Regions from separate parts of the Homo sapiens genome. Here regions 1 and 2 are each linked to region 3. The links are chromatin loops, found by intact Hi-C in ENCODE. Cell type or tissue: PC-3. All regions are shown on one strand.

Region 1 (8,000 bases), 150 kb after region 3:
GGATCCCTTAAAGCCAAAAACTATTATTAATAAGTAGATACAATTACAATATCCAGCTTAGGAAAATAACACAAGCAATTTGAGAATAACATTTTTTAATACACAATAAAATTAAACTTTATTGGCAAACAATCTTAAATAGAGTAAAAGTCGGGATCTGGTTTCTCTGAGCTACGAATATTACTTGTAAATTTCACCACTAAGCCCTGAAGAAATATGAAAGGAAAGTGCATACATGAGCTAGGAGTAGTTAATGGCCAAATATGTTTTAAAAATCATATACAATTTATCTCTCTCTCAAGTAGGCTTGCAGCAAAAGTATATATTTAACTTTTTAACCCCATGTACTCCAAACTTATTTGACTGTGGAATCTTTTATTCCAGGAACATCTATTAATACCTCGGAGAATAGCATTCTCTTTAAAGAAAACAATTTTAGGAAATTCAATAACATTGCATAGTTACAACTATTTCCCAAAACAACTTATAGATGCAGGTTAATGCAGCTCTATTCATGATCTAAAGAATTTTTGGTGGTAGAATGGGGTGTTATTTCAACTTCAATTAATCTGTTTATATGTTGCCTGTAGTGAACATAAATAATTTTATCAGGGAAAAAAAATACATTTTACATTCTAGTTAAGACCTGTAAATTCATGATTGGAGGCAATGTCTCTGGTCCCAACACAAAATGACTATGAAATGAAATTACTGTGAAAATGTGTCTTATGAAGTACAATAAGAAAAAAGTTAAAAGCACATAGCCTCATTCAAAAAGAAAAAAATTATCTGTAGGGAGTAGAACTGAGAGGAGAACCAGGGTAAAGTTTATGGCCTCCAGGAGGAATTGGCCTGGGATTGGTTTCAGGACCAAGTCAAGGATTAAAATCATTACATGTGAAGAGGGAAACAGAGCAGATAGAGTGGAGTTGGGCTCCTTCAAAAAAGACGATCTCTAGGAATTAGGGCAAAGCACATTAAAGCACACATGAAAAACTGCTTCACACTCATTTATTTTGGCAAAAAGCAGAAAACAAACAAAAAAAGTCAAATCAGGCAATTTGAGCTACTAGTAAAGAGAACTTTTCTATGCTGCTGGTGATGGTTTCGATAGCTAATGTTTATTGTATACTTAATGTGTTGCAGACACTCTTCTAACTACTGTATATAAATATTTAGTCTCTACTGCAACCCAGGAAAATGGATAATATTGTTGTGTTTATTTGATGAATTAGAAAACTAGGTAGCCGAGGAATATTTTGCCAAGGTCATACAGCTGGTTGCCAGGGAATCTGACTCCAGAATCCATGTCCAGAAACAACCTACTGCAAGCCCTGAGAACATAAAATGGTACTATTACTTTGGAAAGCAGAATGGAAAACTACAGTAAAAGGGAAGAGGTATACACCTGAAAACCACACATTTCCACTTTTGGATATCATTCCTATTCTACATAGAGTCAGAGAGGCGAATACAAAAAGAATCCTTGCAATATTATTTATATTAATAGTAGACACACATAGTATTTATTTTGCCTAAGAACAATTGTTATATTTATTGGCCATATTATTCTCTACAACAATCCCTATAAGGGAGTTTCTATTAATATCTCCACTTTAAAAATGAAGAGGCACAAAGATTTATGTTTATAATAGCAAGATAGTTGAAACTACCTCAATGCTCATTAATAAGAAAGCAGAGTTTTAAAGCCTAATATATATATGTAAGGAAAGCTTTAATCCGCCATACAATGAATAGTCTATACCTAAATGTAAAAATCTAAAAATATAAACTTTCTAAAGCTTATTGATTCTAATATATTTTAAAAGCATGAAAACTTAAGATAAATATTTTACATGTACTTAGAAGATTCCCTTTAAGTTGAGAGGGAAAAAAATGGAGTGGAAATTGTTCACTAATGACTGCCAGTATCTATATTGATTCAAGTTTTAAACAATATAAGCTCTAAAGTTAATATGGACAAATATTAAATTTTTTTAAAGCTGAGTGGTGAGTATACTACTGTTTGTTATATAATTTTCTATATTTTACATATGATTATTATATTTTATACTAAAATGTGTGACAGTAAATTGAAATTGTTTTCGTCATGTATTAATCAACCTGACATTAACTTTATTAATTTCATTAATACTGACTTGCACAATTAGACAAGTTATCATGAAAAAATAGCTAATAATATTTATCATTTATTGGAAGTGTATTTTCTGAAGCCCTACAAGTTTTTATATTCTTTATTCATTTAACTATTTTTAAAATTGCTTTAAATAGATGTAAATGTTGCTGAAATTGCTTGCTAAAGACAAAACTATTAATGGATTGAGCTGGGACTAATACAAAAGTTAGTCTGTTACCTACTTCCATGGAGCTGTGCTACATCTGTAAGGACGTAGTTACCAGTACTAACTACAGAGCTCCCAGAGTCATTAAAAGGAGATGTGTCTGGCCTCAGTAACCTTCTTGTCTGGACATAAGCCCAATGCAACTAACTGAATCATCTGGATATGGGTCCAATGCCAAAAACTCTTTAATCACATAGTCCCCACGATTATTGTATCTTCACCTCTCTTTGTGAGATCTGGATTATGCCTAGAGGTTTAGAGTTGGCAGAAAGACAATGTGCACTGGAAATAGAAAAAGTTCAGGGTAGTTAATGAGAAGAAAGGAGTTCATATGAGTCAGTTTCAGCAGAACAAATTTCTGAAACAGTCCTTAAAAGTATGTAGAATTGTTGTAACAAACGACATCACCTATGAATAATATGTTACTTTTAATTATATTAAAGTTTATTTCAGCTTAGATAGTTGTTTTTTTATTCTGAATAGAATTACTCCTAATATTAATAAATTCAAAATCTCAATATTTTTCTTTTAATTCATTTTTACCAATACGAAGCTATAGCTTTTAAAACTGTTGCTAATAAATGATGTTTTACATATTATGTTCATAATTCTGATGACATTGAGAATGAAAAATCTAGTCCTACAATTCAACATCCAGTGTTCCACAAAACACAAGGAATGTGATAGGACTTTCACAGTGGCTTCATATTGCCGATTACATCTACATATTGACTTCAACAAACTGAGACCTTTAATTCTTACCTTCCTCTATGTTGAACATTTTCAAAAAATTATAAAGCCACCATTGTGATTAAATTTAACTTTGTGTCATGTTTAGTTTCTTTAACTCATCTGTCATCAATTTTCTCATAGACAAAATATAGTGTAGAATATCTTCAAAGCTAATTTAATATATAAATTTGTACCTTTTTAAAATTATATGTGATAATATAATATATATTTGCAATCCTTACATATACAACATTCCCATAAATTTTTTCTCATAATTTTCACTCCAAATCAATATCCTGATAACTATATTACTGTCCTTTGTTCTTGTGGTCTATTGATGTGTAACAAAAAGGGGTTTATAAGGAAAAAGGAACTTATATTTTGCATGTACAGATTAGTCAAATGAAGGATCAGAGAACATCTTTAGAAAAAAAAGATATGAAAGTTGTAGAAATTATCAAGGCAGGTTAGAAAATGGAAAGGCTGGAGCAACTAGAGATAAACATTGCTCATTTCATAAGTTTGCCTATATGCCTACATATCACTCATGGAAATTGAGCTCCTATAAATGAATCTACCAGTTATTTCTGAATTAACATATTAGAACCCAACACTAATTTCACTTTGAATCAGCTATACCCTAGAGTTGAAACCTGCTAGATCTAAAGTCCTTTCAAATGCTAAGAGAAATGCATCATTAAAAGGCTGTGGGAAAAAGAGATCAGCTTAGCTGTCATTTCCTGTGGCATTAACTTGGAAAACAGCTCATTTCCATATACCTTTTCAGGCCCTGTAGATATTTTAGATACTTAATTTTAATGCATGCTAAATCATTGCACCCTGCAATAAAATTTTCTCATTTTACATCGGCAAAGACTTTAAAAGAAAAAAAAAAACAGAGCATCAAACTGGCATTTTTCCCCCAGGAAAATATTTAAATTCAGTTTTCAATTAGGCAGATAATTGTACATTTGAATGAGGGAACGCTTTATCAGTAAACTTCTTTTAGACTGAGGCTGGATGGGCTCTGTGTATACCTATCCCACTACATCTCATTTTGTCTCTCTGGCACTGATGATAATGTAGTAAAGAACATGAACTGTTTACCTTCAGCTCAAATAATGAGTCAATGGGTCTGCCAGATGAATACCAATAGCATTATTCATTATCTTGTGACAGTTACATTTTTGAAATATCTCATAGCTTTGTTGGTCTATATCTACTAATTCTTCAAGGGCAATTTCCCAACCTTCAAGAAAGAGTGCACAGAGCAACACTGATTCTGGAAAAATAAGACAGATGTTATTTGCATAATTTAGCCATGAATTTCTGAGTACCTACTGGTTACTCAGATTTTTCCTAAGGGATATGTAAATTATATTTATCATACTCAAGAGTAGTCCTTTCTCTTTTGATTTGATAAGGGGAAGCAGACTCTGCCTCCCATAGGGAAGAGTAGCTTCTTTTAAGGAGCACTGCCATTTTCTCCCATATGGGTTCTCTTATTTTATCAGGTAGATTTGGTGAAGCAATGGTGGAGTATACATTCTATGATGGTACTTTTCAATTATCCCTATGGAAGATGGCTAGTCCAATAGTTGGATCTCTGAATTTAAAATATGAGGTACTTAGGAATTTCTATTCTTAGCTTTGGGTCTTAGCATCAATTGTAAAACAACAGAAAAATCTCACTCAGGACACAATATCTATTTACATGAGAATGAGTAAAGATATAGGTATGGAGAAGGAAGGAAGAGAAATCAAAAGAATTGGTATTTGATAGTTCTCGTGTCTGTGGGAAATAAAGATAAAGTTACACTGGGGAGAAGATAGCTGGTTTGACCTCCGAAATCATTGTTTGTATAACTATTGGGAAATGGAAAATGAATGACATGAAAAATTAATACTATGCACTTTAAAGATTTATCTGAGTTGGGAACTTATACTCAAGTGAATCAAATCAGTATATTTATATAATTTTCTTAAACAGCATTTGTTTATTGTACAGGCTTGATTCTTAATTGAAGAGCTGCATAAAAGCTATAGCTGAAGTCCATGGGGACCACGGGAATTGAAGAAACTTGGAGAGTATGTTTTAAATAATTTATCTCTTAGTTAATCTCCTTGAAGCAGGGTATTAGAAAACAAAATTTTGAAAACTAGTTGTTTTGAGAAACTGAACAGATCTCACAGTCAAGGAAAGATTTGTGTGTTAATCCAATGCCATTCAAATTGAAAGAGAAGAGCCGTAGTTGTGAGATAAGCATATGCAGAATTATGAAAAGGGAGTCAAAACCAAGACAAATAGGCTAGCAAATAATAGGGACTAAACGTAGGAAAGTTAGCTTTACTTCTCAGAAGCTACACAATGGTTTCATGAACTGTGTTCAGAAATAGGGAAGGATAAAAAAAAAAAACTGGCTAAAAAAATGGTGTATTGTTCACTATTAGAAATGTTGCCTTTGAGTCATCATGGATCTCCAGGTAGATATGTTCAATGGATATAGGAGTTGTAAGGTTAGGGAAAGATCAGGGTAAAATGTGATAATCTAAGTATTATAAACCAAACGTTTGTGTCCACCCAAAATTCATTTGTTGAAATTCTAATTCCCAAATATAATTATATCAGAAGGCGAGGTATTGGGAAATAATTAGGTAATGAGGGTGGAGCACTCATGAATGAAATTAGGGCCCTTACAAAAGAGACCCTAAGAACTCTTTTACTCTTTTTCTACCATGTGAGGATAAAAGTAGAAGTTGGCGGTCTACAATCCAGAAGAGAGTCCTCATCAGAACTTAACCATGCTGGCACCCGGATTTCAGACTTCCAGTCTCTAGAATTAGGAGAAATAAATTTCTGTTGTGTCTAAGCCACTCAAACCAAGGTACTTTGTTTTAGCAGCCCAAACTGACCAAGACACTGTGCATGTAGACAACAGTTAAACACGTGTGAATAGAGAGATTTTTCAAAGAGAACAAATAAGATGATCAGTGGGTGTGTGAAAGGTGGAATGGCGACTCATAAGGAGGTATAAAGGGGTGGAGGAGGAATAGGAGACCTGGTGGAGACTTGGAAAGGAAGAGTCGAAGAGAAAACAGGAGAATTAAGAGAATGAAGGTACAGATTGGTAATCACATCTAGAACCATTGTGGCATTTTTGAGAATAATTGTATGAGCAGTTTGATTCTAATTCAAATATTTAGCTTAATGTCTCCAGTAAAATTTTCAATTTTACAAATTAACTTTTTCTCTTGTTATATAAATCTTACAAGTAATCATAATTAATGACCAAATATTTAAAATTTTAAAGAAGTATGAACTATACTAGTTTTGTCAATCTAGAATGATCTTATTCAAAGTATTTTAAAAATTAATCATTTTGAATCTAAAATTAGAGATCTAGAGAAAGAGTGAGATAAACATAAAACAGAGAAATTATTCATGGTATAAACAATTTTTTTGACTACTATTGTGGGAACTAATTCCTTTTTCCAAATGAATGTTTGCCTCCAGGCAAGGTAAATAATTTGGAAAGGCAAAAATTCTTTTGTGACTCCATTTATAACCCACATAAAACACATTCTTCTAAAGGTTATATTTTATCTCAGTGACCTACTATCACTTTATAATATATTAAAATATTCTGGTCCTGCCTTTCCTGGTATCACTGTGCTCACTGTTTCCTGGTTCTGCACCTCACACTGATTCCCATGTGATTCCCATCCCTCTGAGACCTGGTGACTTCCTGTATTGGAGTGAATACAAAAACAAAGCAGTTTTGGTCTCTCTGCAGTTTTTCAGGTTCAGACTTTAAAGTGCTCTCTTCATGAGCTATATTTCTATCATTCTAGCTATTTGTTTGGATTTTCTTCTGGCCACGCAGATGTCTGTGATAACAGTACTTACCAATATTAACTCTCCTTCAGTATGTCCTCTGCCCAAATCCCTGCCACAGTTGTGTGAAACTGGCTTGTCCCTCTCCTCTGAGATAGCAGAATTGGGGTTATTTAGACTGTTCTGACCCTTGGAATAGGGAGGAGTAAAGAGATTTACTCTAAGATTAAGTATGGCCTTTAAAAAAATCTTTCTTCAAAGCATTAAGAAAATCCTCTCTGGCTATATTTTGTGTTGAGCTAAAAATTGCCTTAGTAATAAAATCAGCTCACTTAATTCTCCAGATCTTCATGAAGTAGTGCTTTCACTCTTATTATTCCCATTTTAGATGTAGGGACTGAGGCACAAAGACACCCAAGGTCATGGAGTTAGTGAGTAGGAGTCAGGGCACATGACCCGTTTGTTTCCCAGTATGTATGCTGTCTCCTGTACAGCAAGTCTCAACAAGGATTGGAAAGTAGAAAGACTGAGGTGAAGGACAGAGCTTTATGCCAACTTACATGTGGCTGCATAGTACTACACAATGTGCTCACCAGGTTTCTGACAACCTAGCAGAAAGCTAAACCCTTTCCCAGGTCTCTGAGTTCACTGGGCAGACAGAGAGGAATGGACTGTCTTCCTACCTTCTTTCAGATGGCCAACATTTGCTGATACATTTCTTAGAGTAAAGCATGGCAGGCCACCAATGTTTTTTTCCACCCCAAGTGCATTATCTTTAGAATAACTACAAATTTCTTTTAAAATACGACAATCTTTTGACCTTTAGTCTTGATCCTTTATATTGCAACTATTCTATTTTTCTGAGCCATTTTAGATATTTTAGTGCAAGGTTGAAAGAAGGCTGCTTCAAGGTCTCCCAGAGACAGGTTTTCTTTTAGCTGGGAATCTGCCATTAAATGCTCTTGGTGGGATGAGTGACAACATCAGAGCTGTGTTTCTGAGAGATTTATCTGGCAGCAGTTTGTAAGATACATTGCAATGGGGCAACGTGGATTTTACAACTATTATGT
Region 2 (8,000 bases), 100 kb after region 3:
CTGGGGAGCTAATAGGTTTGGGTTTTTTGTGGTCCACCTTCAGCTTTTAGCTAGCCCTGAACATCTGTGCCACATAGGATTCTCTCTTGAAGCTCTGTCCCTCCAAGAGCAATAGATTCCATTTACTATGTAATAAAAGCTTGGAAGGTTAGTGGTGAGAGGCTGAAGAGGTCTGTGTGTTATTGTCCAACCACAATCTTAAATGAGCTACATGTGTCTGGGTCTTAGAATTAGGGAATTTTTGGAATTCTTGCTGCTTTTCCCTAAGGCAGGCAAATCTTGTTTTGTATCTATGGTGGAGCTTTTCTGAAAGAGTTTTCTATTTCTCCCCAGTAGGAGAGCTCAAACTGTCTTTCTGAGGTGAGAGGGGTTCTTTATCCTACCTTTTCCTCAGCAGCAATACCTATTTTTCCCCTGTATATGACATGGTTTTATGCCCCTCACTTAGTTCCATATGAGAGAATACAACGTGCAAGGGGTGGGGTTTCATGCTTTTCCTGAAATACAGACTGGTCCCTCCTGTATCTATCAGGGTTCAAACAGAGAAATAGAACCACAAATACATAAATCCAGATTCATTACAGGAATGTGACCTTAATCCATTGTGGGAGATTTTGTCTTTGCATCAAATGCTGGAGCTGGAAATCTATCAGCCAAGCAGTTGGGAAGGGAAGACGGATGAAAAGTAGAGAGATCAAGAACATGTTGGAATCCCAACCACAGTCCAGAGTCTCAATAGGATAAACTAAAACCCTGTCCATTTTTGTTGCTTTTGAACTTGATGATTTGAGTGTCCTACAGAAGCTGGGCCATTCTTCCCAAAGCTAAGTACACACCTAGCCCAGGGTCAGAGAAGCTGAAGGATGCAGGGAAAAATAAGGAAACTTCCTGCTGCAAAGGTAAATTAGCCTAATAATAATGTGGGTGAGCTGCAAAACGACTGCTGACTTTCTTCCTCTCTCTTAGTCTCCTAATAATACCTCTTGCCACCCTCTTTAACTGGAAACAGTAACAGTAATTCAAGGAAATGTAATTTACTCTGGCCAAGGTGATACAATATAAAGCCTCCACATCCTCTTCTACTTCTGCACCTCTCTGATCTCCCACCTTACCTTTAGTCTTATTATGTGTACTCAGTGTCGTTTCTCAGGGTCATAAAAAAGAGTCTGGAAGTAAGTATAAACAACACTTGTGTTAGGAAATCCCAGGAATTCTATACTGCCATGCTAGCTCACACTGGCTTTGTGATTCTGTAACTCATATAGGTTTCTCTCTTTATGAGGTTGAGAGTGGTACTGTTTCAAAATTCCTATAAGCTAGACAGAAGCAGAATATCCAGTCTCCAGATACTGTCTCACTAGTTCCCAAATTCAACTGTTTTGGATATGGTGTCAAATTATTTAAAATATATTTTCTTCTCCTTTTTATGTCTCCCATGTAGGGGCTCCCTGAGTATCTTTTCTATTGGATACAAATTTGGGTTTGAAACACTTATCAAGTGGTGTAAGATTTAAACCTGCCTATTTTTAAATAAAGAATCTTGTCATATATAAGAGGGTGTGGTAAAGACTTGAATTAACGACAGTTCAACAATTCCTATAAGGAAAAACACGGATGGTAGTTTAAGTTGAATACAAATTCAACTGATGTGACTGTGAAAATAAATCAATGTTTGTTCCAGTCACCTCAACAGAAGAATATTGTCAGGAATAGATATTGACAATGGGGAATGAGTTAAAGAACAAGTAAACAGGAGGTCTAAAAACAATGCCTTAGGAAAAATAATTATGGTAATTAAGAATATTATACTTGGAGAAAAAGAGGCTTGGGAGAATCTCAAATTTATGACGCTTGTCATAAGGAAGACAATCTGTTCCGTCTAACCCCATGGGAGAGAAAAATGACTAAAGGATAGTATTTACAATGAGGTGAATGTTGATTCAGTATCAGAACTAAAAATATCAATTAAAATAGGCTAACTTGTGAAATAGTGCAATACCACTGGAAATGTTCCGGCAAAATTTGAATGCTTCCGGCTTCAGTTATTCAGCCTGGAGTAGGATAGCAGCTTAATAGATATTTATGTGAGAATCACCTGGAAAATGTTTTAGAAATACACAAACCTGAATCCTTAATAAGAGATACTGATTTAAATAAGTCTAGGGAGGCTACCAAAAACTGTATCTTAAAATTTGTGAAGAGATTCTGACAGCCTTTCCATGAGAATCTCTGGAATGTGGAGCTAGGAGAAATAGATAAGAAACGGGTTTGTGGTTCTAAAATCTGCCTTCACAATAGGATAAATGAGAAAGTTAATCAAATATACTGTCAGGGCTTTATATCCCAGAGATTCTGATTTAACAGAGGTAGAATTGGGCTTGGGCATCAATATATTATTATTATTATTATTTTTGAGATGGAGTTTTGCTCTTGTTGCCCAGGCTGGAGTGCAATGGCACGATCTCAGATCTCTGCAACCTCCACCTCCCAGATTCAAGTGATTCTTCTGCCCTAGCCTCCTAAGTAGCTGGGATTACAGGCACCTGCCACCATGCTCGGCTAAATTTTTTGTATTTTTAGTAGAGACGGGGTTTCACCATGTTGGTCAGGCTGGTCCCAAACTTCTGACCTCAGGTAATCCACCCGTCTCAGCCTCCCAAAGTGCTAGGATTACAGGCATGACCAACCATGCCTGGTGGGCATCAGTATTTTTTAAAATCTTTCTAGATGAATCTAAAATACTGCCAAGGTCAAGAATCAGCAGACCAAATGATCTCCAGGACCAAATAAAACTCTCTATTTCAAGTATCTTTTAAGTAGACTGAATTTTTGTCTTTAAAATCCAGAGATATAATATAACTGCATTCGAGTCAACACATTCTTCTTCTGAGGTTGGTAAGCATAAAGGTAAATCAATAAAACCATCTTGCTTTGACCCATTTTCTGCAGTTGTCCTTTTCCAAAATTGCTCTTCCATTTACTTAGCTGAGTAACAATTACTGCCCCAATTCGTCCAATTCTGTAACTCTTAGTGGCTGCTCTAATCCTGACTTTCTTTTATCCCTGTGATCTTCAGCCATGTGCTTTCTTGTTTTATATATTCTTTTGAAGCATACTGTTTATCTGGTTGAATGTACCAATAGTAACAGCATTCTTTGTGGCTGAGTCATTAACCACTAAGCATTTCCAAACTTTCATTTATGTGTCAGTCATAAACCCTTTTATCTTGAGCAAACAGAGATACTTCTAGAAGATACACTTCATGATGACATATTTCTCATCTACAATAAAGACCCACAAGTGGATTTCTAATTTTTACCCAAATTCCGAACATTTCAACTGTCACTTACAAGTCGCTAATGATCTACCATCCCACTTATTGTCTGTAGTTACCTCTTGCTACTTTTCCCATCATTTACTCTACTCCAGGTCCATGGGCATTCTTGCAGTTCCTCTTGCTTACCCAGAACACTCTTCCTCTCTAAAGTCTTTGCTCATGTGGTTCTTTCTGCCCGATTCATATTTATTGAAGAAGTATATAACACTCTTTAACACTCTTCTCTCTAACTGTATGTGACCCAGTTAGCGATGCCTTCCCTGAGCAATCTATGTAAAACATAATTCTCTTCTCTCTATCCCTCTTACTCTCTGTATTTTCCTTCATAGCACTCATGACTTATACTGTAACTTTAATTAATTAATTTATTTCTCTCTATCATCTTCTAACTAGTAGATAAGCTCCAATGGAGGCCGGGATTCAGTAGGTTTTGATTACTGGTTAATCCCCAATGCTCATATCAGTGCCTTACACATGGTAAATGCTCAGTAAATATTTTTGGGATGAATGAATAAGTGAGAGAATGAATAATGAAAAAGTTTCAGTCTGGGAGTTTATGATTTGCCAGTCCATCTAGGACTAGTATTTGAGCTAGGTCTGGGTGTTCAGGACTCCTCCTTTCCTCTGTACCAACGTCACTGGTGGCTGAGAGAAGAGTCAGTATGAGGAGGAGTAAAGGGATTTGAAAGTTAGAGTAGAGCTTTAGATTTTCAATATTTTAGTAATGGTTGTGAAGCTGTGTACTAGTTAATTTAACTCATAATGGAATACACAAGAGAGTCATAGTGGAAAAATATGGAGGCATGCAAAACTACAAGTAATAGGAGACATAATTTTCAGACCACGCACCACAAAGGTGCATGCTGTGTGGTGCTAAACTTTCAAGGTAGAATATTATGTTGGTTTTCACAAAGTATTTCCCTAAAGCAATAAACATAGTAATTCAATTATCTGTTCCGTTTAATTACTGGGTAATATGCTTAACTGATATACTATAATTCCAGTCCTGTTAAATGTAACAAATCTCTGGTGTAAAATAATTTTAACAATCAACATAAAAATAGTGAGCACATTAGTGTTATTTTATATTCTGCATAGACCTTTCAGTTTAGCTGAACCTATAATTAAAACTTATATTACAAATATGAATGGTTTGTATACATAAGTGGTTTGCATTAAAACAGCTACCCTTACAAATACATTGTAAAGATACATTTATCAGGTAAATGAACTTGACTTGAAGTTTCTCTGGAGAACACAATTCAAATAAAAATGTTTGAGCCAGTGTGTCTCTGTTTACGGATTAACATTGCTACTGTACATGTAATGTATTTACCAATGCTAGTTAACCCTTGTTAGTTTCTAGCATCTCTCCTAATTCTTTTCATAACCCTTTGTTAAAAGCATTGGCCTTAGTCAAATGCTTTCCCATTCTCTATATTATAAAGTCATATATCAACTCTTATAAAACTCTGTATAAATTTGAATTTCTTGTTTTGACTCATTACCAAATTTTGTTTCAATTAGACTTATATAAAACATTATATACATAAAGACAATTGACATGGACAAATAAATATATAATGAAATATCCCTGAATATATCTAAGCCAAGCATACTTTAAATGCAATGCAGCGGTGTAGATAAAAAAGTAGAACTATGTCGGACCTTACTTTGTGAACTAAACTTAAAATCATTTTTGTATTAAGTAAGTCAAGCACATTAATATTTATTAATATGAGTTATATGCTTGGTCTCAATTCTGTCATATTTTAAAATCATCATTATTATACTTAAAAAAAGAAAAGAAAGAGGAAGAGGAAGAAGAAGAGGAGGACATTGAAAATGTGAATTCCCATTATACATTGGAGCAAAGGTGAGAAGATGATAAATTACAATACAATATCCAGTGCAAAGAGATACAGATATATACATATCATATTGACAAAGGGGTGGAAATGAGTCAGTTGGAGGGCATGGAAACTACAAAACCTGTTTTAAGTCCTATTGCAACTTTAATTTTTCTAAGCTTCAGTCTCTTCATCTGTAAAATGGCATTAATAATATTTGTGCTACATGCATCACCAGGTTATTTTTAGAGTTCAGTAGGAATTGAATAATGAAAGGCTTTATGGCTATAAATCATGAGAAGGCTACTGAATTAGCTGTTTGATATTCTCTTGCTCAGAATTCATCTCAACTTAACCAGTCCTTCAATCGGCACAGGGAATCAAATTTTACAAAAGATGGACTGTGTCATGGCAACACATATGGCTTGAATCATGATCTTGTCGTCCCTCAAGATGCATGACTGTTCCCTGCATTCACATTTCAAACTGCAGCCAGTCTCAAGCCATCTATGTCTCTCCTGTATACATCAGATACTTTTCTTCAAATCATTTTCTAAGCCTATTTTCAGAGTCTTCAAGAAGATACCTAATGCCCTACAAATTGCATGCATTAGTTTATTTTAAGTTAATACAGCTTATTTTTGAGAAAATTTATAGGTCTACAGAAAAATGGAGCAGAAAGCACAAAATTTTTATAACCTCCCACCCCACGACATACACACAGTTTCCCCTACTATTGATATATTGCATTACTGTGGTGCATTTGTTATAAGTGATTAAGCAATATTGATACATTTTATTAAATAAGTTCTATAGTTTTCATTAGAAGTCACTAGTGATGTACATTCTATGGGTTTTGACAAATGTATAATGACATGTATCCACCCTTATAATACCACAGAGAATAATTTCACTCTCCCTCTAATGCTCTGTGTTCCACCTATTTATTTCTGCCTCCTTCTCTCCCTGTACCCCCACACACCAGGCAATCACTTTTTTATTTTATTTTTTTACTGTCTCTATACAGTTTTCTCTTTCCCAGAATATCACATAGTTACAATCATATAGTATGTAGAGCTTTCACATTGCCTTCTTTCACTTGGTAATAGACACTTACGTTTTATCTATGTCCTTCTATGGCTTGATAACTCCTTTCTCTTTAGTGCTAAATAATAGTCCATTGCCTGTATATATAACAGGCTATTTATTCATTCACTTATTGAAAGACAGCTTGGTTGCTTCCATTTTTTTGGCAATTATAAATACAGCTGCTATAAATGTTCATATGCAGGTCACTGTGTGGGCATAAATTTTAAGTCATTTGGGTAAATATCACAGAGTGAATTGCTGGATCATGTGGTAAAACTCTGTTTAGCTTTGTAAGAAACTGCCAAACTGTCTTCCAAAGCAGCTGTACTATTTTGCAATCACCAGCAATGAGTAGAATTTCCTTTCGCGCTTCCTTCTTGTCAGTATTTGGTGTTGTCAGTGTTCTGAATTTAAGTCATTTTAATAGGTGTGTAGAGGTGTCTCGTTGTTTGAATTTTCAGTTTCCTAATGGCATATAATGTGGAACATCTATTTATCTTTGTTTTGCTTGCCATCTGCTTATCTTCTTTGATGAGATGTCTCTTCAGATCTTTTGCCCATTTATTTATTGGGTTGTTTGCTTACTATTGTTGAATTTTAAGACTTCTTTGTACATTTTGGATAATAGTCCTTTTTCAGGTATGTGTTTTGCAAATATTTTCTCTCATCCTGTGGCTTCTTTTTTTAAATCTCTCAATTCATTGACTTGTCACTCAGGAAAAGCACTAGCCTTTAAGTGAAACATCAAAAGTGAAAAATATATTGAACGTGTCAGGCACTGTGCAAAAAACATAATGGTGAATGAGACAATCCTTTTATTCAAGAAGCTTAGTAAACAAAGAAAGAGATAGAAAAAAAAAGATGATTAATCCATAATGTGTGTTACAACAAGGATGATAAAGAGGGTATATTCAAGGTGCACATAACAGCCCATGGAGAATCAGGCAAGTCTTCCTGGAGGAGGTGCCTTCAGATCTGAAATTTAAAATATGTTTAATAATGGGTAAGGAGTAGACTTTGCAGAAAATGCATGTGTTATGAGGCAAGACATTAAAAAGAGAAACAGCATGGTTTGGAAAGGGTACCACTAGCCTTTTGGTATTTGAGTCAGGGAATGATGAGCAACGAGATTGGAGGGCTGAGATGGAAATAGATAGTGGGGACCCTCATATTCCCAATTAGAGAGATTGATCTGCATCCAAGAGGTGTCTTGGAGTATTTAGAGAAAATTAAACACTAAGTAAAATTGTGAATTCTCCTATCAAGAAAGAAAGGCAGAGAGAATAAAGCATAGATCATCCCTTCCTCTGTTTATGTTGCTATGCAAGAAAGCCTAAATCTGGGTAATTTATAACGAAAAGAGGTTTATTTGGCTCATGATTCTGCTGACTATACAGGAACCACGGCACCAGCACCTGCTTCTGATGAGGGTCTCCGACTGCTTCTGTTCATGGCACAAGGTGAAGGACAGCCAGTGTGTAAAGAGCACATGGCAAGAGAGAGGAAAAGTGGGGATCCACCCCCACGACCCAAACACCTTTCACCAGGACCCATCTCCAACTTTGGGGAACAAATTTTAATGTGAGATTTGGTGGAGACAAATGTTCAAACCATACCAGATAACTCACAACATCTGCCACTATGCTTCTGTTAAGGAAAAAGGTAAGATTAAAAAAAATAGTTTGTGTCTTAAGGAATATGTGTAAGTTCACCAGCAAAGCATG
Region 3 (8,000 bases):
CGAAAACCAGCTCCCTTGCCTTGGGCCATAATGAACTCCAAGGAGTAACTTATACTCCTGAGTCTCCTTCTAGGATAAAATTAAAGCTACCTTCCCCAGAACTTTGCCTGAAATTGCCCCCTTGCTTTGCTTCTTCCACTCCCCTCATTTCTGTACTGGCTTTTCCTGGGAACTTGCACATGAATCTTCACTTCAGGTTATGTTTCTGAAGAACCCAACCTCAGGTAAATGTGTGTGAATAACCTAAACTGGTTCATCATAGGAAGGAATCTGGAGAAACAGGAATCTGGAGTTGAATTCCTCTATGGTCAGATGGTATCATGACCTCATCATTGGCGGTAAGTGAACTGTTTATGCACTGTGCTATGCTGGAGCTAGAGCAGTGAGATTACCAAAATTTTCATCCATCACAAATTGGAATGTTTCTGGGTGGAAGGAAATAAATTGTTATACGCAATACCTCCTATACTGGACAGAGAAGGTGGATGTTGTAATTATAAGTATTGTCATATTGTTAGTTATTGTTGGATGTAACTGATGCACTGAAGAAGGAAAATGAAAGCCCCAAAACAGACAAATACTGACTCAAGGTACAATTAGCAGTGCTTAAAGAGAAACTCATTTCCTATGGCTACAGCATTGACTATGTTGAAGATCAGACCTAGGACATAATGACAAGTATCAGTACTTTACAGGAAGAGAATCAGCACTTTATAGGAAGCTGGATTTGTCATCTCAGCAAGTGTCCATCAGATAGGGAAGGATATCTGACTGGACTTGTAGTAGGCTTAAAAATGGCTCTTCAAAAGATGTTCACACCCTAATCCTTGGAACCCGTGAATGTTACTTTATATGGCAATAATAATAATAAAAGGGATTTTTGCAGATGCGATTAATTTAAAGATCTTGAGATGGAGAGATTATCCAGGATTACCTGGTTGGGTCTTAAATGAATCCCTATAAAAAGGAGGGAGATTGCTCATACATAGAGGAAAAAGTAATATAAAGATGGAGCAGAGAAAGATTTGAAGACTTTGGCCTTGAAGATTGGAGTTATTAGTAATTTAAAGTCTGTCATGATAATTATGTATTTCTCCTTATTTATCTCACTTTTCACTTTATAATTTTGAAAACTGTTATTGAAAAATACATAGAATTCTGATACATTACTATTGGATCATTCCCATTACCATTATGGTATGTCTTATGTTTAATTATCTTCAGCAATATTTCTTTTTTAAAATCTAGTGTTCCTGAGGTTAATATGGCCCCCCCAGCTTTTAGTTTGTAATTACATGGTATATCAATTTCCATCCTTCTTTCAAACCTTGTACATCCTTTTATTTAATGTTTGTCTCTTTCAAGTAGCAGCACTTTTTCATTAAATCTAATGCAATAATTTAATCTTTTTCTTGGAGAGTTTAGTCCATTTATAGTTAATATAATTACTGATATGGGTGGTTTTAATCTACCACTATATAACTTTTTGTATTTGGTCCATCTGTATGCTGTTCTATCTTCTTTGACTGCTGCTTTCTTTTGAATAGATTGGATAATTTTATCATTCATTCTTATCAAGTTCTACAAGTAACTTGTTAGAAATCCATATTTTAACTACTCTTTAATTGTTACACTAGAGACTATAATATTCATCTTTAACCCATTACACTCTAATTCTGATACTAGTGCAATAATCTAAACTTTATACTGCATTTATCACCTTTTACCTATGTTGTTTGGTAATCATCCTTCATTTTAATCATCCATACAATTTAAAGTTAACTAAATTTTAAAATTTTTAGTTATATTTTAATTATTTGGGTAAATTTTCTCCTGCCTGATGAAATCTTCCCTTTTATCTTTTTCTTATAGTGGAAGTCTGCTGAGATAAACTTTCTCAGCCTTTGTCTGAAAAATCTTTATTTTACCTTATTTTTAAAGAATATATTCACTAAGTATAACAATACTTTTCTAGTAGTTGTTTTCCTTCAGCTCTGTTAAGATCCCATTCGTTTGCCTTCTTGCTTTGAGAGTTTTTATGGAGAAGTCATATGTCACTCTCACTCTTGCCCTTTCAATGTACTGTGTTTTTGCTTTCCCTCAGGCTGATTTTGGTCTTTTTTCTTTGTCTTTGTTTTTCAGCAGTATTACTATGATGTGACTTGGTGTAGATTCACTTGTATTTATTTTGTTGGCAATTTGTTTCACTTCTCAAATATATATGTTAATCATTAATTTTTCTTTTCTTTTTTTTTTTTTTTTTTTTTCTGAGACAGAGTCTCCTCTGTCGCCCTGGCTGAAGTGCAATAGTAGGATCTCTGCTCACTGCAACCTCTGCCCCCCAGGTTGAAGTTATTAAGTTATTCTCCTACCTCAGCCTCCTGAGTAGCTGGGATTACAGATGCCCGCCACCATGCTCAGCTAATATTTTGTACTTTTAGTAGAGATGGGGTTTCACCATATTGGCCAGGCTTGTCTTGAACTCCTGACTTCAGGTGATCCACTTGCCTCGGCTTCCCAAAGTGTTGGGATTACAGGCGTGAGCCCCTGCACCCGGGCCTACAAAATTTTTGTGTTATGTCTCTTCAAATATTAATTTTGATCCATTGGCTTATTTTTTTTTTCTTTCTGGGACTGCAACAGTGCATAGATTAAACATTGTAAGCATGTTCTATTTGTGTCTTACACTCTATTCTGTTTCATCCATCTCTTAACATTCTCTGATTTGTTTGGGACATTTTATATTGAGCCATCTTCTAATTCACTTGTGTGTGTGTGTGTGTGTGTGTGTGTGTGTGTGTGTGTATGTATGTGTGTGTGTGCAGAAAAATGTATTCATATATATTGGCATCTTGAATGAGTGATTTCACTGATTATTACTTAAGGAAAGTAAGGCTGAGGCCGGGTGCGATGGCTCATGCTGGTAATCCCAGAACTTTGGGAGGCCGAGGCAGGTCTCCAGACCTGAGGTCTGGAGTTCAAGACCAGCCTGACCAATATGGTGACATTCTGTCTCTACTAAAAATACAAAAATTAGCCAGGTGTGGTGGCGGGCACCAGTAATGCCAGCTACTTGGGAGGCTGAGGCAGGGGAATCACTTGAACCCGGGAGGCAGAGGTTGCAGTGAGCCATGATTGTGCCATTGCACTCCAGCCTTTGTGACAGAGCAAGACTCTGTCTAAAAAAAAAAGAAAAAAAAAAAAGAAAGAAAGAAAGAAAAATAAGGCTGAAAAAAATGACAGGGTATTATATATTTATGGTTAGGTTTCTAAATAGTTTCATTTGGGGTTTAAAATTCTGTCAGTTGTAAGTGATAATTTTGATGGTATAAACCATATTAATGCAGATTCTTTATAGATTATTTATATACCACCAAAAATAAAGAATGTTGAAAGTATAATAAAATAATATGGTCTTCAGAAGATAAAAGGAAAATTATATTGAAAGCATGTTCTTTGGCAACAGAGATACTTATTTTAGGCTCACAATATTTAATTACCAGCAACTTGAATGTGATCTATTGCTAACATTTTATTCTGCAGATTCAGCTTTTTATTTACTTATTTGCATGATTTGTGTCATTTCTCTAGCCTATTAATAGTGTGTTTAATACTTAAAGAAAAGTCATTATCAGTTTATGTAATTCTCATTAACCTCCCATATGAGACAAATGAAAAAATAACAGATATTTAAAAGTGCATACAAAGAGAAGTTTAGAGGGAGAGATAATACTGAGTGGGCGTGATTGAATTAGGACGCGTTCTACTGATTTCTAGAAGCAGCAGCTCATATTAGTCATCTGTCCCTGCTTTAGTCATAATCCAGCTGCAAGTCATACGCCAGTCAGATGGATAACCTAAGCTGGCAGGAATGTGGAAAGCCATACCCTTTTCTCATATTAGTTTCACAAGATGCAGTTTTAAGGATTTGCAGGAATATTAGGCTGTGTGAGAAGGCCATTAATCTGTCATCTCTATACATCTCTGAGCATCTCAAGATCTTTTTCAATTAAAATCAGATGACTTTGTAAACAAAGTTACTACAGTTGTGTGAAAGCCTGGAAGTCATTGAATAATGAGCACTTCCTCTTCGCTTTGCAAGATGCTTTTGATCAGCCGGATGCTAACCCCAGCACTTCATACTTATGCTCATGAACAGAGTATTGTTCATATTTTCAAGTGTGCTCCATAATCAGATGTGTTGTTTTTCTCCCAGTAATAATTCTTTCCTACTCGTTCACCATATAAATTGAAATGCACATGCTCTTTGGTTTAAACAGTCTTTTAATCTCCACGAAGCATTCTTTGTTAGTTTTGTTTTTCTCCATCTCCCTATGTAAGCAAAGTAATTGTGTTGCTTGTGAGAAAGCAACTATTATTTTATCTAAGATATAAATATATCACTCAGCAGTAGGCCCATGGCTTCTGCATAGCAGAATAGGCAGTGCAAATAGAATAGTCAGTGTTCTTGCTAGAGTATATTTTTCCGCGATGTAGCTCAGCCTAAGAGAAACAGACATAATTAAATATTTGAATGTAATAGCATTGTCCCTGAACACAAAAGAGTAAGCAGAGAAAGTTTTTTTTGTTATAAATGCCATGCCAATAATATCCAAGCATATGGTAATAAATCGTTGAACACTATTGTAAATGTTATGTTAGTAGTCACGTTGTTACCTAGGATAATTTCCCGTGGATTCAAAGTCTCTGTTATGTTAAAATGAAAAATGATTATGGTCATTAGGATAACATTTTTGGTATTCATTCAGCTTTATTCGAGTGGCCAACTCTGCCCCTTTCTCTCCTTAGTAGTTTCCTCTCCAGGAATGGAACATTGAAGAGAGGAAAGAATCATAGACTTTGTTTGTATCCTGCCAACCCTCAACAGAACAGACTGCAATAGGGGAGGAATGGACGTAACCACTAACAGTAAATAACTCTTCTCCAGGAAGCATTTCCAAAGAAGTCCATCACACCTTTGTTCTTGGCAAACATCCTCACTTTTCTGGTTTGCTTTGAAAAGCAACAGGCAGCATGTACACAACAAACGTCACCCAGGAAATAGGCAAGCAGTAAGTGTCATGGATTCCTCTATTTGCTCAGTTCTTACAGAAAATCTTATACATGGACTAGCAAACTGCACAAGGACATTATTTGTCTTGCCCAAACCCTGCAGTTGGTGTTGTCTTTCTTCTCCTGGTGCAGGCCGATGTCCTAGTCCACCCATACAGCTTTTTCTCCTCCATGAGTCCTGTTCTGTTTCTACTAGTACTTCCTGAGCCATATTGTGTCCCTTACTACTGGTGAGCTCTAGCTAAATTATGGATCCCATGACAACAACATGGGCTAACTACAGCCTTTTTACATATTTAAAGACAGAGTCTAAGGAAGAACAAAAACAACTTTTTACAATGAGATTCATAACTAAAGATGCATTTCAATGACTTCTCCTGCCTCTACCACCACAAATACGGCAGATTTAGTGCCTTAGTTACATCATAATTGCTCAGGAAAAAGCAGACTGACATTTCAACTGCTTGTTAGCTACAACTATAGAGACTTGAACTTTGTTTTTCTATATAAAGGGCTACATTCACTATCTGTTTTAATTCTCAATTTAATTTGAGCTGGAATCACATATGATGTCAAATAAAGAAGGTCAGGTGTGGTGGCTCACGCCTATAATCCCAGCACTTTGGGAGTCTGAGGTGGGTGAATCACCTGAGATCAGGTGTTCGAGACAAGCCTGGGCAACATGGTGAAACCCTGTCTCTACTAAAAGTACAAAAATTAGATGGGTGTGGTGGCTCATGCCTGCAGTCCCAGCTACTCAGAAGGCTAAGACAGGAGAATTGCTCAAACCTGGAAGGTGGAGGTTGCAGTGAGCCAAGATCGTGCCACTGTACTCCAGCCTGGGCAACAGAGCAAGACTCTGTCTCACAAAAAAAAAAAAAAAAAAAAAAAAGCAAAAATGATCCAGGAAGAGCAACAAAGAATTTGATTTATAGTCCTGGGTTTAATTTCCCAGTAAAATAGTACAAGCTATTTTATGATGGCATACTTGGAAAGCCATGAACCTAGACACAGGTACACTGTATAAACTCAGTGTGACCTTGCCAAAAGACGCCAAAATGGAAAGTAAAGAGGTTCGGACTAGTGAACCTCACTTGTACAAGAGATGAGAATAGCCAAATACATAGGATCTAACAAATAAACTAGAATTAGAGAATCTTGTTTGAAAAGAAAATAAATCTTGGGGCCCCAAAATCACTAAGCTAAAGGGAAAATCAAGCTAGGAACTGTTTAGGGCAAACCTGCCTCATATTCTATACAAAGTCGCCCCTCTGCTCACTGAGATAAATGCATATCTGATTGCCTTCTTTGGAGAGGCTAATCAGAAACTCAAAATAATGCAACCATTTGTCTCTTTTCTACCGATGACCTGGAAGCCCCCTCCCCACTTCAAGTTGTCCCTCCTTTGCTTCAAGATGGAACCAATGTTCATATTACATATGTTGATTGATGTCTCATGTCTCCCGAAAATGTATAAAATCAAACTGTGCTCTGACCACCTAGGGGAAATGTCGTCAGGACCTTCTGAGGCTGTGTCATGTGTGCATGTCCTCACTTTGTCAAAATAAACTTTCTAAATTAACTGAGACCTCCCTCAGATATTTGGGGTTCACACCAGCTTTTCTTTGTTCTGACTTTTAACTGTATTGTTTTTGGGCAGGGCAATTTATACATTTCCTATGGGGTCTCCATACTACTGTATTTCTTGTAGTATGGTTAAAGGTACTTGAAATAACTTCAACATGGAAAATGGAATCTTGACACCTATGAGTAAAATAAATGCAGGCACCTTTTGTCTGTGAGTTTCAATGAGCAGATGAGAAGGGATTCTCTAGCCCATGGAGAATAAGGGTTAGAGTATCAGCCTATGAGAGTCAAGTGGGGAGTCAAGAACTTTGTGTTTCCAGGTGGCCAGCAACACTTCCCCTTTCTCCTCTTCTCCAAAGGAGTTTTGGGTTAGTCTTACCTGGTTAGGAGAGGGATAGCAATTTTGTCAAGCAGTTCTGATAGCTGTAATAGCAAAAGGACAGAATACGGTGATTACCTATTACCTCAGGTTGCCCTGGAGAGGAGATTCAAGGACTGTCTCTTTTATGAATCATATTTGAGTAGCTCTGGGTATTATTGAGAATGGCCTTGCATTAACTACTCAAGGGACTTATGTATAAGTAACAACCAACCACTTTAATGATAGCATCTTGAACAGGTGACACTCTTACATTTTAAATACGTTTTGCACTTAATCTAAACTGATTATAAAATCACATCATTATGTTTATATATTTAGGCTACAGATTTCAGCTCATTTCAGAAATAATCGGGTTAAAAAGAGAGAACTTTTGATAGAAGTGAAAAAGGACATTTTGGGGTGTGGTTCTCATGCACCTAAAGGCGATTTTGGGGAGATCATCCTACCAAAATGGAAATTTGGAAAAGGAAAGAAGAAAGCTCACATATTAATATTTTGAAACATTAGTATTGTACAGATTTCCAAGGGCAGAGAATATGATTTGTCTGCATACCTCTAGATGGAAAGTTCAATACTCAATAGAAGTAATTAAATAACTGGAATCACAAATAAAGGAAGACGACACTCACGCCATGGAAGGAGATTTTCCTTTCTTTCTTGGCCTTCCTACTTTAACTTCTGCCTTCCCTTTGTACAACGGAAAATCTCTCATCCCGTACCCTTCCATCCTACCCCAGACCTAAATGTGCCTTACCTTTTGAGAAGATCTGTCAGAGGTGTTCTATTCAAGAACAACTCCATCTTGAATAGAAGCTGGGCAACATAATGCTGAGACCTACTGGGTTGCATTCCCAGATGGTTAAGGCATTCTAAGTCACAGGATGAGATAGGAGGTTGGCACAAGATACAGGTCATAAAGACCTTGCTGATAAAACATTGCGGTAAAGAAGCTGGCTAA

The links. Hi-C counts contacts between places; a loop is a spot of excess contacts. Peaks named below come from ENCODE experiments on the same cell type or tissue, not always from the same donor. Only the 100,000 strongest peaks of a DNase experiment are listed, where the experiment ranks them.
Region 1: it touches region 3 in a loop (3.0-fold over the local background); 2 of 110 quality-filtered maps call a loop at or near these places.
Region 2: it touches region 3 in a loop (2.1-fold over the local background); 2 of 110 quality-filtered maps call a loop at or near these places.

The regions. Positions count from the first base shown.
Region 1 is chr11:104,619,969-104,627,968 of GRCh38, reverse strand. No RefSeq gene overlaps it. Among named protein-coding and RNA genes, the nearest start is that of LINC02552, 15 kb to the right of the region's middle. In PC-3, no CTCF peak of the experiment used is centred here; a DNase peak (open chromatin) is centred at 4,238; H3K4me3 peaks cover 502 bases; H3K27ac peaks cover 1,217 bases.
Region 2 is chr11:104,664,431-104,672,430 of GRCh38, reverse strand. LOC105369466 (a long non-coding RNA gene) reads right to left here and starts at 1,295. Exons shown (of 3, transcript XR_947965.3): 1 at 1,113-1,295. In PC-3, no CTCF peak of the experiment used is centred here; a DNase peak (open chromatin) is centred at 3,150; H3K27ac peaks cover 1,123 bases.
Region 3 is chr11:104,768,983-104,776,982 of GRCh38, reverse strand. No RefSeq gene overlaps it. Among named protein-coding and RNA genes, the nearest start is that of LINC02552, 160 kb to the right of the region's middle. In PC-3, no CTCF peak of the experiment used is centred here; DNase peaks (open chromatin) are centred at 282, 3,842 and 5,002; H3K27ac peaks cover 1,507 bases.